Regions from separate parts of the Mus musculus genome. Here region 2 is linked to region 1. A link is a loop called in an ENCODE intact Hi-C map of the cell type or tissue named here. Cell type or tissue: gastrocnemius. All regions are shown on one strand. Links, peaks and the distances in the headings refer to the core of each region. The heading gives the core; the rest is flanking DNA.

Evidence for each region. A loop is a pair of places that touch in the nucleus more often than their neighbours do. Peaks named below come from ENCODE experiments on the same cell type or tissue, not always from the same donor. Only the 100,000 strongest peaks of a DNase experiment are listed, where the experiment ranks them.
Region 2: it touches region 1 in a loop (2.9-fold over the local background); 5 of 42 quality-filtered maps call a loop at or near these places.

The regions. Positions count from the first base shown.
Region 1 is chr1:75,555,642-75,563,948 of GRCm38, forward strand. It overlaps Slc4a3 (solute carrier family 4 (anion exchanger), member 3), which reads left to right. Exons shown (of 23, transcript NM_001357150.1): 19 at 298-464; 20 at 1,103-1,356; 21 at 1,632-1,801; 22 at 1,986-2,159; 23 at 3,172-3,442. The coding sequence ends at 3,249. Among named protein-coding and RNA genes, the nearest start is that of Slc4a3, 13 kb to the left of the region's middle. In gastrocnemius, for the core only: a CTCF peak has its summit at 4,073 (motif pointing left); DNase peaks (open chromatin) are centred at 448, 2,000, 3,326, 4,039 and 2 more places; H3K4me3 peaks cover 359 bases; H3K27ac peaks cover 1,045 bases.
Region 2 is chr1:75,334,520-75,342,849 of GRCm38, forward strand. No RefSeq gene overlaps it. Among named protein-coding and RNA genes, the nearest start is that of Des, 22 kb to the right of the region's middle. In gastrocnemius, for the core only: no CTCF peak of the experiment used is centred there; a DNase peak (open chromatin) is centred at 4,058; H3K4me3 peaks cover 1,131 bases; H3K27ac peaks cover 2,905 bases.

The DNA of each region.
Region 1 (8,307 bases), core at 1-8,000:
CCCAGGTCATCTAACTGTGTATGATCCCAAGTGGCAGGAATTTGGAATAAATGTGAGCTGGTGTAGAGGGCCAGGTCTCTACAACAGCAGGTCTCCTGACAGCTTTGGAGCTGGGGGGTGGGGTGGGGGGGAATTGCTATGCCCTCTGCCGGCTCCTGGAATAGTGACTTTGGAGAATGAAAGTGAGTTTCAGCAGCTCCCGAGAGTTCTGGGAACTCTGGTAGGAACAGCTGCAATGTAAACCTCATCTATGGGCAGCCTCTGGCTCTGACCCATGTCTTCCTTCCTGCCATGCAGAAGCTGACGGTGCCTACAGGGCTCTCAGTGACTTCCCCTCATAAGCGCACATGGTTCATCCCACCCTTGGGCAGTGCCCGCCCCTTCCCACCATGGATGATGGTGGCTGCTGCTGTCCCCGCGCTCTTGGTCCTCATCCTCATATTCATGGAGACACAGATCACTGCGTGAGAGGGCTGGAGAGGGAGGGAGATGGACGGGTGGCTTGGCTTCAGGGTTAAGGCACCGGTACCTTATCTGTCTAGTGATGCCTTGTGGTAGGCTGTGAGGAGTTTGTTGGGATCTGGCGTGAGTGAGGGATGGGGAGGAGGAGGAGAAAGAGGAGGAGAGGAGGAAGAAGGGAAAAGGAGGGGGAGGAGGAGGAGGAGGATGGGGAGCTAGAGCAACAGGCTGGAACAGGTGTGGGCATGTGGCCCCAGGCATGGTTCTCCTATGGGGGAGGGTTTGACCTGGTGCTTCTTGCTATCACCCCTGGCAGGGTGGCACTTGGAAGTTCTCAGAATTCTGTCAGGGTGTTCTGTCACCCAGCGATGCTCACACATTTCTCATTTTGGTTAAACCAAAATAACACGGTCTGATCTGGCATCTGGCTTTTGTGGTGCTTTAAATGTTCGCAGCATGAGAATTTGGCTCAGGTTTACTGGAGTGTGAGAACTTTAATTTGGGAATGTGAAAGAGGAATCTGGCAGGTCCGGGGAGAGCTGTCGTCTTCAGTGCTCCCCTCCCCACAAGCCTTGGGTGAATGGTGTGTGTGCCAGTGGCAGGTCTGCCTGCTAGCTAGCTCCTTCTCCTTCAATCCGCACAGGCTCATTGTCAGCCAGAAGGCACGGAGGCTACTCAAGGGCTCCGGCTTCCATCTTGACCTGCTTTTGATTGGCTCTTTGGGCGGCCTCTGTGGCTTGTTCGGCTTGCCCTGGCTCACAGCTGCCACTGTGCGCTCTGTCACTCATGTCAACGCGTTGACGGTAATGCGGACTGCCATTGCGCCCGGTGACAAGCCCCAGATCCAGGAGGTGCGGGAGCAGCGGGTCACCGGGGTGCTCATTGCCAGCCTCGTGGGTGAGCACTGGAATCTCCCCATAGATTTGCTTTCTTGGGCCCAGTGGCTTGAGCTGGGCTTGACCCTCCTGAATCTGCAGGTGCAGTATGCTTAGCCCACCCCCTAGGTCTCCAGCCAGTCTCCTCACACTGGGAACTCTTCCCTGCTTCCCCTTTGTCCTGATCCACCTCTGTCAAGAAGGCCCAGATTGCTCAGATAAGCAAATCCCTTACCAGGCCCTTTGTCTGGGCAGGGCAGGGGCCAGGGGTAGGCAGATCTGTGTTACCTCCCCCAGGCCTGTCTATCGTCATGGGAGCTGTGTTGCGCCGGATCCCATTGGCTGTACTCTTCGGGATTTTCCTGTACATGGGCGTCACATCACTGTCTGGTATCCAATTGTCCCAACGTCTGCTGCTCATTTTCATGCCAGCAAAGCACCATCCTGAGCAGCCCTACGTGACCAAGGTCAGGCCCAGATGCATGGAGTTGGGGACATGGTTGAGTTGATGGGAGTGGGTCTGGAGGGACTCCTTGGCTAGGGATGAGCAGAAGGAAGATAAAGATAACTGGGACCCAGAGAGCCATGTTCCCCAAGGAGTGGGTGGGGCCTGAATGGCCATGGTGTAATGAGACTAAGCCTGTACCCCAGGTGAAGACATGGCGGATGCACCTGTTCACCTGCATCCAGCTGGGCTGCATTGCACTTCTCTGGGTGGTCAAGTCAACGGCGGCCTCGCTGGCCTTTCCTTTCCTGCTCTTGCTCACGGTGCCTCTGAGGCGTTGCCTTTTGCCCCGGCTCTTCCAGGACAGGGAGCTGCAGGCGGTAAGGGCTGACGGCTTGGGGTGGCTGGGGGGTTGGGAAGATTAAGGCGGTTGGGGTGGGCACTGATTTAGATACCTGGCTTCCTGCTGGTTTGTGAACTGGGGAAAGTTACTGCATGCTCGGAAGTGCTGTTTTCACTGGTCTAGTGGGCTTGTTGTGTCTACCGAAGAGCTGGTGGGAGAGTTAACTACGAATCCAGGTAAAGCTGCTGATATGAGGCTTTAAGAACAAGACAGGCCTGCTGTGGACAGTTGTGCTTAAACAAAGTACCTGGCTGCAGGCTGCGTATGGATGGGATAGCACAGACATCAGTCTTGGGCCCTGTTTCTGTCAGCTATAGCAAAGGACATCTTTTTGCTCTTCTTAAATTTTTTCATGTTTCCTCTCTCTCTCTCTCTCTCTCTCTCTCTCTCTCTCTCTCTCTCTCTCTCTCTTCCTTCTCCTCCTCCTCTTCCTTCTTCAGCATTTTTGCTTGTTTTTGTTTTCCAAGACAGGGTTTTTCTGTGTAGCCCTGCCTGGCTGACCTGGAACTCGGTCTGTAGACCAGGCTGGCTTCAAGCTCACAGAGCTCCACCTGCCTTTGCCTTCTGCTGGGATCAAAGGCGTGCACTACCACACCTGGCTTTTTAAAATGTAGTTTATGTGTATGTGCTGAGGTTCTCTCTCTGCCACGTGGGTCCTGGGAATTGAAGCTGGGCCATCAAGTTTGGTGGCAAGCACCTTTATCTGCTGAGTCACCTCACAGTCCGAATTTTGCAATTCTTTCAGCTCAGATATGGGGCACAGAGGCGCCAGGATCCCAGGATCCTAAGCATACGCATCCTGTGTCACTGTTGGTATTGTACTAGTCCATTTGGGCATTCTGGGTGATTTGGAAATGAAGGTTTGAGGCAGGGAAGTACTTCAAGCTGGGGTCCTGGAGAGAGAATAGGTGTTGAGAAGAGGATGTAAGGAACAGGAGAAACGTTTGTCTGTCCCCCTGCCTTTCCCAACCCCGTGCTCTCTTCTGCAGCTGGACTCTGAAGATGCGGAGCCGAACTTTGACGAGGATGGTCAGGACGAGTACAACGAGCTGCACATGCCTGTGTGACCTGCAGGATGGTGCCCCTCCGAGACCCCACCTTGGCGATTCACAGACCCTAGGAACCCAGCACCAGGGCCAGGCATTCCTCAGACCCAGGGATGTGCCTGGAGTCACTGCCCATGCCAGGCCAGTGGCCCCTTGACTTTCACAGCCCAGACGGCACCGGCTTTGAAGTCATTACAACACACTCCGTGTCTTGTGTCTGCCTCATTTTCTTGGTGCCGCTTGTGGCTTGTCAGGCCACATTTACCTACCTGAAGTGTTACCAGGGCCATCCAAACTGGAAGAGATTTGAAGCAGGGGACAGAGAGGGCTTGAGGGGAGGGGTAGATTCAAGACTACTGAAAATCCAAGCTGGGTTTTGCTGTTCCCTTCTTTAGCTCCCTTCAGTATAGCAGAAGAACAGAAAGTTCAAGGTCTACTGAGGGTCACATGCCCATTAATCTAGCCCTGGAGGGGATAAGGAGGCACTGCTTCCCTTTAGCCACCAGGGAAATCAGGGTGACTTCAGTCCTGTGGGGCTACAAAGCTGCACGGGAAATGCATCTGGGAAGCAGAGGTAGCGGCTCAGCCCCTTAGACGCCAGGATGGCGCGGGGTTGGGGGCCCGCTGGACCATTTTAGATCCTTCTGGCTTAAGTGGGAAGGGTTCTAGGATTCCTGAAGCCACTCCTTGTGCAACAGTCTGTTTTGCCAGAAATAACCTAGGAGGCCTTGAGGGGGGTGGAAACAGGACCCGTTGCGTCACAGTTGCTAGGTAACCAGCTGTCTGGAGCCTGCCGGCCGTGTGTAGCCCTCTGGTGGTGGTTTTTGCGCACTGTAGGCTCTGTCGGCAGAGCAAGGGGAAGGCTGCCACCTGGCGGATCCGATTTAATCCCAGGTTTCATTTAAGCGGGTTCCAAAGGATTCTGGGAGGTTCATGGAGGTCTGCGGCACCAAGCATCCAGGGTTAATGATGCCTTGGCATCACATAATCCTTTCCCTCTGGAGCTGGTTCTGCATTCCTATCTTTATCCGATTTGACCTCTCCTTTTCTGCCATGGTTCAGGCCTACAGCTGGCGCCTGGGGCAGGCAGGGGACACAGAGATGTTTGCTGTTTTCCTAAGTCAGAGCAGAACCGAGACAACAGTAACCGGGCTATCATCACGTTTTAAGCATTTCATCCCAGCTGCCCACCCATCTTTGCTCTCTGATGCTGTCATGCCTTTGACTGGCTCGTCTAGCCTATTTGAACACAAAAGACTTGGTAGATGGGCCATGCCAAGGTTGAATGTAAAATTACTCTGCCAGGGATCAAAACAAAGGTCAGATGTAAAGCCTAGATCACAGGCAGGCGTGGAGCAGGTCTCACAGAGGGTCCGACCTTATCACAGTTAGGCTTGGCCGACAGGCTTCTGGGAGAGCCTGGAATCCTTTCTGGGTATTGGCTGCTGGCTTGCTCTTCTGTTGTGGGGATTCCTTTACAACTCCATGAAGGAGCCTGCTTTTCCCAGGAGCCCTCTCCTGCAAGTGAGAAGAGGATCCACGTGGAGATCTTAGTCGGGGTTAGTAGCAGGTGATATCCAGTGAAGTGAGGAGACTCTCTGGCCTCAGAACAAAAGGTGAGAACAATATGAAAGTTGAGTCGGGTTGCCATAACAACCAATATGAAATGGATAACACGAGGATACTGGAGCTATAGGGGATGGGCTGAAGTTTAGGAGGAACCTCGCAGAAGATGCAATTCTGGGGTGGGGCCCTGGGCAGGGCTTTTTCCACAGCTCTAAATGTCACCAGGAAGGGTGCTGCTAGGGAGCGGAGTGGAGACTAGGATGATTCTGTAAGAGACAGGATGTCGAGACCATGACATACATCCAGGCTTGGGCCTGGGTGACTAGACTGAATGTCATTAGAGGACATTTGGAATTTATCCCAAAGTCCCATGTTTCAACTGACCATTCCTTGACTGAGCCTTTGGCGCCATATCCTCTCAAGGGCCTGGGACCTTTGAGAACATTAAAAAAAAAAAAAAAAAAAAAGCATAGCGGGACATCAGTAGAGAGGTGTTCTGTTCCTATGGCATAGCTTGAGGGGGAATGGGTATTATAAGGCAGGTGTTCTGGAGTATGCCCCCCCCAAAAAAAAACCAGCTGCCATGATCAGATGAGTTGTACCTGCTTGCAAGAAACCAACAGGAGAGGCCTGTGGGCCGTTGACCTTTCCTCAGAACAGCGTTTGGGCAAGGTCATTAGAGACTGTAACCTCTTCTCAAAGCCATCTGTGTGCAGTTCTGCCTTGATTGTGCTTAGTGTGTTCAGGGGGCCCAACCTCAAGGTATTGGGAGATGCTAGGTCTCTAGCAGGGAGAGTATGTCTGCTGGGAAAGGCTAACAGAAGGGTGCTTTGTTTATTTGCCTATGTATGGGAAAGCCATCCTCCATGCTGGGTTCCTTGCCAGCTTGTACCCTGTGACCAATAAACTCAGGCGGGTTCCCCAGAGTGAACTTTGTGGGATCCTACTTCAGTTTGTTGTTGGGACCTTGTAAGGTGGGGGTAGACTTTGTTTGTGTCTCCTAAAGGAAGGGATTCTTCCAACAGGAGTTGAGGAAGGAGGTAAAGGTCGTGGTCTATTAAACACCCAGCCCAGCTTCCTTGGAAAAGGCTTAGGGAGTAAGCATGTGTGAAGTGTTGGGGTCAGGGTTGGGGGTAACAATCTATACTCTTTTCTTTTGTAACTTTCAGAGTCAGATTATGGGCAAGAGTCACACCTTGGCCAAGTGCCCAGGGTTTTCATTATCCTTGGACAAGTTCAAGCCCATTTCCAATCTAGAGTTCTAACACGTTTTCTTTGTATAAAGAAGGTGGCTGTCCCTGCCCTCCTGCTGAGGATTCAGCTCACTTAGACAGCTGAGGATCCTGTGACAGCCTCTGACTGTCGGAGCAGTGGACCATCTGCTCATATTGCCCTACACACCTCCTTTAGGGTACAGAAGCTGGCAATGATGTGTACCATTTGGCAGGCCAGGTGACATCTCTTCTTGTATCATATCAGCTGACTCAAATGATCACCATGGCTGTTGACACTTGGAGCTCTCAAAGGGAATTCTAAGCAGCAACGGGGGAGACAAAGCTAAACTCAAGGGCACTGGTACTAAACACAGCCTGCTGCTCAGCTCTCAATGAAGCCATTGCTGATAACCAGCAAAAACAGGTTCTGGCAGTGCCCACCAGTGGCCTGAATCCAAGGTGGCAAATTAGAAAATGCAGAGTGAGGAATTTGGTTTCCAGATAAATTATTCAATCATTTGAATTTGATCCATTGCATGTCTCATCCATTGTGGGGGGAAAAAAAGCACAGGCTCCAATATTCATAGGATTTATGTTCTGTGAGGAAGATTGACTGTTTGAGCAGGCTGCTGGGATTATTTTCAATTTTCTAGGAACTGTTTCTTAATATTGAACGATGCTTTATCAAGTGCTAACTAAGCAGACAGTCACTGGGATGGTCTCTGGGTGGCAGATGAATCACAGTGTTTGTAGGTGATGGGAAAGTGTTGCCCAGAGCTCGTCCATATCCAGGGTCCTGGGAGAGAAGTGGAGATGGGGCATAGCTTGGGGGCAAGGAATAGTGGAGCACAGATCTGGTGCAAAGAGAGAAGGGAAGGGGGTTCTGAAGAGGCTTGCCTCTGAACCAGGCTTGCTTTTAGAGTGGCTTGGAGTCTCCTCGAATGCCACCAGACCCACCCTATACCCATTGCTTGTGCTTTCTGTGAGATAGGCAGAGACTAAGCCTAAATCGTGGAGGGAGGGATGCACAAATGTCAGAGTAGGAAGGACCACATGGTTCTAAACTCTGTCTCTTTTGGGATCCAGCATTGCCACACGTTGACACCAATAGACCTTTCAAAGAACTCTCATATTTGTTTCTATTAAAGCTGACATTTCACTGTGGCTGATAGAAATAATGCCACAGAGCCCAAAGAGGCAGTGCAGGTTTTCTTCTGAGTCAGTTTGTAGAATTTTAATCTAGTCACATGGCTGCTCTGGCTGGAACACAGACATGCCCTTAGGTCACATCTTTAATCCCAAACAGTGCGGCTAAGGTTAGTTTCTATAAGGAATCAGCCATGTTTGAAGGCGCTGTCTAATTGAGGGGCAGACAAAGTGTTGAATCAGAAAAAGATTTGACAGAATGAGTCAGAGATAGCATACACCCAACTCTTACAGGAACAGCACAGGAAAGAGGAGCTATTTAAGAGCAGTGCAGGGAGAGAAAGGAGTGAGTTGGAAGTCAGTCAGTCAGTTTGGTTCATTCAGTTGGGAGTGAGCGCAGAGCAGTGGAGTTGAGTTCATTCATAAGTTCATGCAGTTCAGTGCAGGTCAGCAGAGGCAGTTGAAGCCAGACAATAAGAAGGAGCCAGAAGATTAGAACAGATTGCTAGAGTTAGTTTGAGGCCAAGCAGAACAATTCAGTCAGAAGCTTCGAGAAGCCAGGTTGAATCAGTCAGCTTGGAGAGGAGTTTGAGAAACAATGAGCACAGTAGGCCTCCGAGATGGCCATTAGAGCAGGAGAATAAAAGCTGTAACAGTTGGAGAAAGAGATGTTGATGGTGCTGTCCTGCATGCCAGCTTGACAAGCTGACATTGGCAGGGATAAAGAGAAAGTACCACCATATTTTCTAGGAGCTGCAGGAGATGAGAAGGGAAGAGCAGGAAGTCAGCCTGCTCTTCATGGATTCTGGATCTGTCTGTGATTCCTACTATACTAGTAGCTCCTCAAAATACCAGAAATCAGATCATGTTCTCCATTATAGCATTGGCAGGCAAGTCATAGATAGGGTGTTAGTAGGTACTTTTTCCAAAGCTAGGATGACTAGAGGTAGTGTTAGGCTCTCTCTTTTCCCCTCCAGCCTTCTCGGGTAGTTTCTCAATGTGTCATCTCTGCATCTCAGTCATCAAAGGAATGTAATAAAGTCTTTAACTCTTGCTGGCTGTGGTGGTGCACATCTGTAATCCAGCATTTGGGAGCCTGTAGCAGTGTTCTCATAGAATGAGAACCTGTCTCAAAAGTCATGCAAAGGAAATG
Region 2 (8,330 bases), core at 258-8,257, 220 kb before region 1:
CTCAGAAATCCATCTACGGAGATGGCTCAGTGGATAAGAGCACTGACTGCTCTTCCAAAGGTCCTGAGTTCAAATCCCAGCAACCACATGGTGGCTCACAACCACCCGTAATGAGATCTGATGCCCTCTTCTGTTGTGTTTGAAGTCAGCTACAGTGTGCTTAGGAATAATAATAAATGATGCTTTGGACTGGAGCAAGCAGGGACTGAGTGAGCAGAGTTGACCAAAGCAAGCAAAGGTCCTAAAACTTCAATCCCCAACAACCAATGAAGGCTCACAACCATCTGTACAGCTACAGTGTACTCACATATATAAAATAAATAAATCTTAAAAAAAAATCTTGAAAAACCAGAGAGAGAGAGAGAGAGAGAGAGAGAGAGAGAGACCCATCTACCTTTGCCCCTTGCTGGATCTGTTCCAGTCTCATGGCTTTAGTGTCTACCCCTCGATTCCCAAACTTACCTATCTTTATCCCAGATGTTTCATCTTCTAAACTGCAGCCCCAAACATTTGTCTGTTTATTAAACATCTCCATGTGCACATCTAACGGGAATCCCCACCAAGTTCTGAGTTCCCCTAAAGTGATCCCATCTCTTCTTTCCTTCACTGTAGCATGCCTGCTACTTCTGGGTTTCACCAAACCTGGGACAGAACACTGCTGTGTCCTACAGGAGTATCTTAACTAGGATTCTACTGCTGTGATGGAACACCAATGACCAAAAAGCAAGTTAGAGAGGACAGGGTTTATTCTGCTTATTGTTCCACATCATAATACATCACTGAAGGAAGTCAGAATAGGAACTCAAACAGGGCAGGATCCTGGAGGCAGGAGCTGATGTAGAGGTCATGGAGGGATGGCAGCAGCCACAAGGAGCTGGGACCTCTGCCGTTGATCACTAATGGAGAAATTGCCCTACAGCTGCGTCTCATGGAGGTATTTCCTCAACAGAGACTCCTTCCTCTCTAATGGCTCTAGCTTGTGTCAAGTTGACACCAAAGCAGCCTGTTTGTCATAATGGAGGCCTAGGTCTGTTGTCATAATGATGGCACAAACAGAGCCAACCATGCAGCAGATAGCTAAGTCTATGGTAATGGTACTAATTATTCGCTCCTAGAGGTAGGAACAGGTCACAGGATCTTCACAGTATTCTTCCCTGAGATTCCACCTACCACTCCCTCCGACCCTAGCTGCACTTAACTTTAGATCTGCTAAAGGGGCTGGGGAAATGGCTCAGTGGTTAAGAGCATGTCATTGCTCTTGCAAATGACTCAGATCCAGTTACCAGCACTTACATGGTGGCTCACAACCATCCGTAATTCCAGCTCTAGGAGATCCGATGCCCTTTTGACCGCCGAGGGCACTGAGCTTGCATGCTGTGCACATACACATATGCAGGCAAAACACTCATGCCCATAAAATAAATCATTAACAATTTTTTAAAAAACTGCTAAAATACATAATAGGTGGTGGGATACAGATGCAGCTTGCCTCACAGGTAAAAACAAACAAAAACAAAAATGCAAAGTCTGGCATGGTGGCACATGGCTCTGATCCTAGCGCTTGTGAAGTGGAGGCAAGAAAAGTAGAAGTTCAAGGTCATCTCTGGCTACAAAAGGCCAGCCTGGGCTACATGAGACCTTACTCTAAAACAGAAAAGGAATGCTGGCTCGTAGTAGGACTTTTCTCTTGTACAGCTATCTGTGAGTCCCCCCAAGCTCCTGAACAGAACCCCAGTAAATTCATTACTTTGCCAACACAGACTGCAGACTCTTTCTTCGGTCTGCTGGTTCCTTCTCTGGCTAGGATGAGTAGATCGTGTCTCCCTAGCAAGCTCATACCATACTTGGTAAAGGACAATTCTGCTATGAGCTTCTCGCCAGATCCCACAGTCTATCTTCCATACCTCTCTTCTTCACATTGTATAAACCATCCGCATATCCTGCTGTCTCTGCCTTCTGAAGCATCTCCATAGGCAGCAAGCTGCTCCCGAGCCCTCTCCTGGTACCAGTGTCACCTCTTAGGGTCTACAGAAGTCTCAGCATCTGTCAGCTGAGAATAACCTGCAGGCCAGAGCCAGGTAATGCATCTCAATTGCTAATGCAGGTCTCAGCTCCTGGAGTACAGAGATAGTAAGCAAGTGTTAGAGAAACGTGGGAGTGGCTGAGGGCAATTACTGCTCTTAACTGATCAGGTTCAGTTTCCAGTGTCAACATGGTGGCTCACAACCAGCTGTAATCTCAGATCCAGGGTATCTTCTGAACCTGCAGGCCGAAGTACCCACAGGGTAAACACATTTACACAGAGACAAAAATTACATAAATGTCAAATAATATTTATTTTACATAAAGTACATGTGCCTCTTTTGCAGTGCCCTTGGAGTATAAAATTATTTTAAATGAAAAGTTTGGTTTTTTATGTTGTTGTTTTTGAACAGCCCTAGAAGGGAACCCAGACACTTCTGCTGGGTGAGACAGAAAGGAAAAAGCACTAGTCACCAGCCTCATGGGTTTATGGGGAACTGTAAAAAATGTCACTTCACAAAGGCCCCATGCAGTATCGCCCTCACATGTCAACAATGCCACTCAGTTGTTGGCCGTATAACAAAGTGCTTGGCTCATCATTACCTCTTGGTCCTTCCATCTATTAACTGTGGGCTGTGTTTGCCCTGGTGCGCAGGAGCCAGCAGACACTCAACTCATTGCTATTCTCCAATCGGTGGCTGAAACAGCCTGGGAGTTCGCCACCCAGATCGGCAGATGTCACAAATTGATACTGAACTTTTTTCTCCTTTGAGCCTCAGTTTGCTTATCTGGAAACAAAGTTGGGGAGATAAGAGCAGTTATCGTGAATATAATCGGGGTTGCATGAGGTAACACACTTAGGTTCCTATAGTTAAATCCATTCTGTGAACTGCAAATCGTAGTTCATGGAACCTCTCCTACTATACTGTCTCGTTTTTTAAACTTTGAGAAAGTTGAGGTTGAGGTTATATCTTGGTCTTTGTGTGTGTATATGGTGGGCACATGTGTGTGTTTGTGTGTGTGTGTTTTACTCATTCTGGCCTCTTTAATAACTGACACAGTATTTATATATTAAATATTAAATAAATCCTTATGGAATTGCAAAATAGGTGGCTTAGTGTCTTACGCTTCTAGGAAACTCTCATGTGGCCTTAGGCCTCTAGAGACACAATCTTTAATCCTGGGCATTTTCAGGCCCTGGCACTTTCTGTTGTGCAGTTCTGGGACACTCTCCACAGACACAAGGGTACTGCCTTGCTCTGGCCCTCACCCCCAAAGGTGCATGCTCCTGGAGCCCTCTCTCCAGGAAGCAGAAACAGCCCCCCTACCGTGGCACCCCGGCCCCCAGAAGCTGGCATGGAACATTTTTTGGCTCCTAGCTTGTCTGACTAGCGGTCATTTAATCCTTGCTGGATCTGCCGTGTTTATTTTAGTGAACAGGGTTGTTTACTTTTGGTTCTTAGTTCTGGGGGTGCTTACTCATTTTGCTTCCCTTTTATTTACTCTTTGTAAGCACTTGGGTTTGAGTAAATATGTCTATAAAGTTCCAGGAACCGGGTTATTCTGTGTCTGGTATTTTAATGGCCTTTAAACAGTGTCTGCTCAGGTAAGCATTTTATAGCTAGATCGAAAAGATAGGAGGATTCTGTTCTGAGTGGCCTCTGACTCCTTCCAGGCTGACGGGTTTGTGTGTGTGTGTGTGTGTGTGTGTGTGTGTGTGTGTGTGTGTGTGTGACTAACAGCCCATGAATCATGGCTTTTCATCAGTAATAAAAATGTCAAAGCCAACACTCAACTGAAAAGAGAAACCGACCCCCACCCTGCTCAGCCAGCCTGGGAAACATGGAGACTCTTTAAACCTTAGGGCAAAACAGAGCGTCCCGATTCTCCGGAGTGCTTTTTAAAATGCACACATGTGAGCCCTCCACCTGGAAACTCTGCCCTGGAAGATCTGGCCCGTGGCCTGCGGATTTGCATTTTTAGCAGGAACAGCAAGTGACTGTGCTATCATTGGGCCTCTCTCTGAGAAGCAGTGGTCTAGAATCTCAAAAACCCTGCCGCGGATGGGTGGGTGGGCTGTGCTCCAGCTCATTGCTGTGCTACTGGGTGTGATGGTGAGCTAGGGACAAGCTGGTTTGCTGGGAATGATTGCATTGTAGCCAGAGTAAGGCAGGGTGATGCGGAGCAATCTTCTGCTGAGCCACTTGCTCCAGGTCTCATTTGTTGGCAGACTGAGGACAGAGACCATGTATCCACTGTAATTTCTAAGACAGTGCACCTAATGACAGTTGTCATTGGAGAGAGGGGGCCAGGACACTCTCAGGGAACACAGGAGAGGTGGGCCTGGCTACCCAGGTGTTTCCTGGTAACCCAGATGTTGGCAACAGATGTGGCAAAGAGAATGAGCACCGTGCTGACCTGCCCACTCCTCCTGGGGCTGTGGTCCAGATTTTCAAAGCAGCAGGCGTGGACAGAAACACCCCTCTGGTGTAATTTGAAGGGCATTCTCTGCATTGCCTTAGCCTGCTATGGTATCATGAGTGCAATTTAGAACAGATATTTCATAGAGCCCCAGGCTAGCATGTAGGAGCCCATGTTTAAACAGTTATATTCCTGACCTGGGGCAGGAACTCCTGTGTTCTGGGCCACAGGCAGAGACCTTGTCCCCTTGAAGAAGCCCTGGTTCCTTTCATCAGCCAGGGTGCTCGTCATTCTATCTTCACGCAGTGGTGTGCCCCTGGTCATCTGCTCCCATGAAAAGGCAGGCTCTGCAAGGACACACCAGCCTTGTTCCATGTAGAACCCAGAACCCAGTAGTTACTTCTCCACACACATTTCTGGCTCATGAATACTTGAATGAAAGACTTCCCTGCCACCCACGATCCATTCGATTCCTCACCCTACAGCACGCTCAGAGCATCTGCTGTGGGCCAGGCTCTTGTCAGCCTGAATAACTCCTTTTCAACCCTGAGCAGCTACGAGGCCGGTGGTGGGAAACCGGAGACACATCCTTTGTGTAATGTACCCTGACAAGGCCTAGATCTCAGGTCTGATGGAGACAGGGCTGCACGGGAGAGCAAGCGGCAGCAATGACAGGTTTTTAAGTTAGAGAAATGGTGTCTTGTCTAGCAGGATTTCCCCCTCCTGATTCAGGGAGCCCCATCTGCCCCGAGGCCTCTCTGCCTTTGCTGACAACCGCCGCTGCTTGTTTCTGCTACGACTGCGGCAGGGAGCCTCTATAGAAGCAATCTATAAAACACCATTTACAGCCATAACCAAACCACAAAAATCAATCCCCCAACGCTCACTCCCATCAACAAACACGCTTGGGGCGCCGTCTGAGCGTGGAGCACAGTTTTGAGGTGTCATGGGAGATAAGCAGGAGAATAAAATAGGACTCTGTCCAGAGGCAGCTCCTAATCTCCCTAAGGAGACAAGATACCCAGAGATGAAATGATGAACCACATGAGGGTTTTTGTTTTTTTAAATGCACATGCCAAGTAGCAAAGGAAGGTTCTAGAGCCTTGCTGTCCAATGCAGCAGGCCCATGTGGCTCCTGGACTCCTGAAAGGTATCTGTACACTCAAGCAAGCACTTTGCCTGCCGAGAGGCGCTGCTGTAGAAGGTAATGTCCATGCCAGCTTAGAAACAAATGTCTATGTTCATAATGTTGATCACATGCCAAAGTCCTATTTCAGACAGAATAAGTATATTCAGTTATTAAAATCAATTCCATCTGTTTCTTATGTCATTCTTTAAAATAAAATGTGGTTTCTAAGACATTTAAAATTATCTGTGTGGCCCCTGTTACGTTTCTTTCTTCTTCTTTTTTTTTTTTCTAAGATTTATTTATTGTATGTATATGAGTACACTGTAGCTGTCTTCAGACACACCAGGAGAGGGCATCAGATCCTATTACAGATGGTTGGGAGCCATCATGTGGGTGCTGGGAATTGAACTCAGGTGCTCTTAACCACTGAGCCACCCCACCCCACCCCCCAACCCTGTTATGTTTCTATTGGACAGCACCAGTCTGGCTGGGCTGAGGGGACCTAGAAGGAACCAAGGTTTGTGCTATTGAAGCTTCAAAGGGTTCTGAGGAAATGGGCCCAGCAAAAGGCAGGAGGGAGGACATTTGGGAAACTCTCAGGAAGGGAGGACAGTCTCGGGAGGCTGTACACAGCAGTGACATGGGCTTACCAACTCTACCTTCCTCCAGCCACCTTCCAGAGGGACAGACCCTGAAACACCTGCAGCCCTCCTCCCTCCTGTGATTCCAGATGGGGGTCTGACCAGAAATAGGGAGCTGTGTTTCAGTGCTAAGTACCGGTGAGTGAAGTCCCCAGCTGAGCCATCCTTGGCTAGCATGGGTTTTAAAAAGGCGGTGCTCCAAGCTGGGCATGACAGCTCACCTCTGTAATCCCAGGGAGGCTTCATGAGGCCAGTTAGAGCTACACAGTGAGATCCTTCTTCAAAAAATCAACAAACCTTGCTCCCAGCCAGGCAGTGGTGATGCATATCTTTAAGCCCAGTGCTCCAGAGGTGAAGGCAGGCAGATCTCTGAGTTCTGGGACAGCCAGAGCTACACAGAGAAACCTTGTCTCTAAAAACCAACCAAACAAACAAATAAACAAACAAGTAAAACAAAAACCTACTTGGCTCCAAGCTCTGGGCCTGGGTAAGGGCCGTGACAGAAAAGGAGAGCCGTACTCTGGTGCCTTTCGAAGTGGGAATCTGTTTAAGGTGAGGAGGGATTCCCAGGGAACAGGGTGAGGGTTCATCTAGGCTCCTCCCCACAGTTACCTGGCAACAGCCAGGTGTGCCTGACTCACTATAAAAGGGGCTGCTTGCCCCTCCTCTCTTGCTCATCTCTCTTCTCTCTTTGTCCCTTCTCTTCCCATTCCCCTCCCCTCTCTCTCCACCCCGTGGGCCTCTACTCCTCCACCCACCCAACCCCCTCTGCCTTTCTCTGTCTCTACTCCCTCAACCCCCTTACTCATGCCCTAAATAAACTCTATTCTATACTATACTGTCCTGTGGCTGGTACCTCAGGGGGAAGGGATGCCTCAGCATGAGCCCACAGAGGTACCCCTTCTCCCACACCATACCATGTCTCCACCAAACAACATATCCCTAGCTTTGTTTTCTTTCCTTTTCTTTTTCTTTTTTTTTTTATAAAACACAACAGTGACCCTGGAGGAGAGAGCCAGGCTCTACCTTAGCTGGACCTAGGCAGGTTTTGTCCAGGAAATCTGGCATCTGGAATCTAATGTGATGTTGGCTTTTCTGCCTCTGGTACTGCTTCCCACCTCCCCTCCAAGCTACACACAGATGCTGTAAACACTTGAATGGGAGGATTAGCTCCCCATGTGGTGTCTGGGACATTATGAACAACTCTTAGTCGCTGTGTCTGTATCTGTGTTAAATTGATCTTTTTTAACCCCCAGCACTTAGAGCACGAGGCTGGGTACATATCCAGTGTTCAATACATATTGATGAATGGATAAATGGAGGAAGGAAAGACGGCCTGGGTGAGCGGAGGATAGATCCGTCAAGCCATAGATTCAGACTCTTGGATTCAGGCTAACCTCGTCCTGGACTAGATTTTTGGGACGACGGCAGCAGGAGGGTGTTTCCACAGACCAAGTCCCACAGTGTCTGGGTCACAGAGGAATGGTGCTCTGCTCATAGCCTTCTACCCGCTGAAGAACCAACCGGCCTCCATTTTAGGCTTAAAAGCCATCTTACAGTAAAGACAAAGTAGGTTCATTCCTGTTCATGGTAACACCTCCAGACTCTCAAGAGCTAGGCTGTGCCCCACCTGCAACCTTAACTACAAAAGGTTCTGCACTGCCTGTTCCAGGAACGGCAGTCATGTCTTCCTTTCAAAAGTTAATAACCATCTTACAACCCTGTCTTTGTTTCAAACGGGTTGTTCTGGCTCCCTTCTTAGGACTATCTGCTGTTCCGACCTCCTTGCAATCGTGTCTTTGTTACAAGAGGTTGTTATGACTAACTAGGTGTGCTTGTGTGCTGCCTATTTTGTCTCAGATCCCCCATTTGAAAACTCCCTACCCCTGAGCTATAAAAACCTTGCCTCCCTCACATCCAAACTGACCTCAAATCCTGCCTCAGTGGGAGGAAACCCATGTACCCATTTAAAAGTTTGCTTTGATTAATTGCCCGCTTTAATTAATTTGGCCCTGGTGATTTGGCTCAGTGGTCTTTCTCCTCCCGTCTTTGGCATTAACACAATCTATTTCAGTGGGACTCTGGACTCTGAGACAATGTGTCTAGATTAGCCTCCA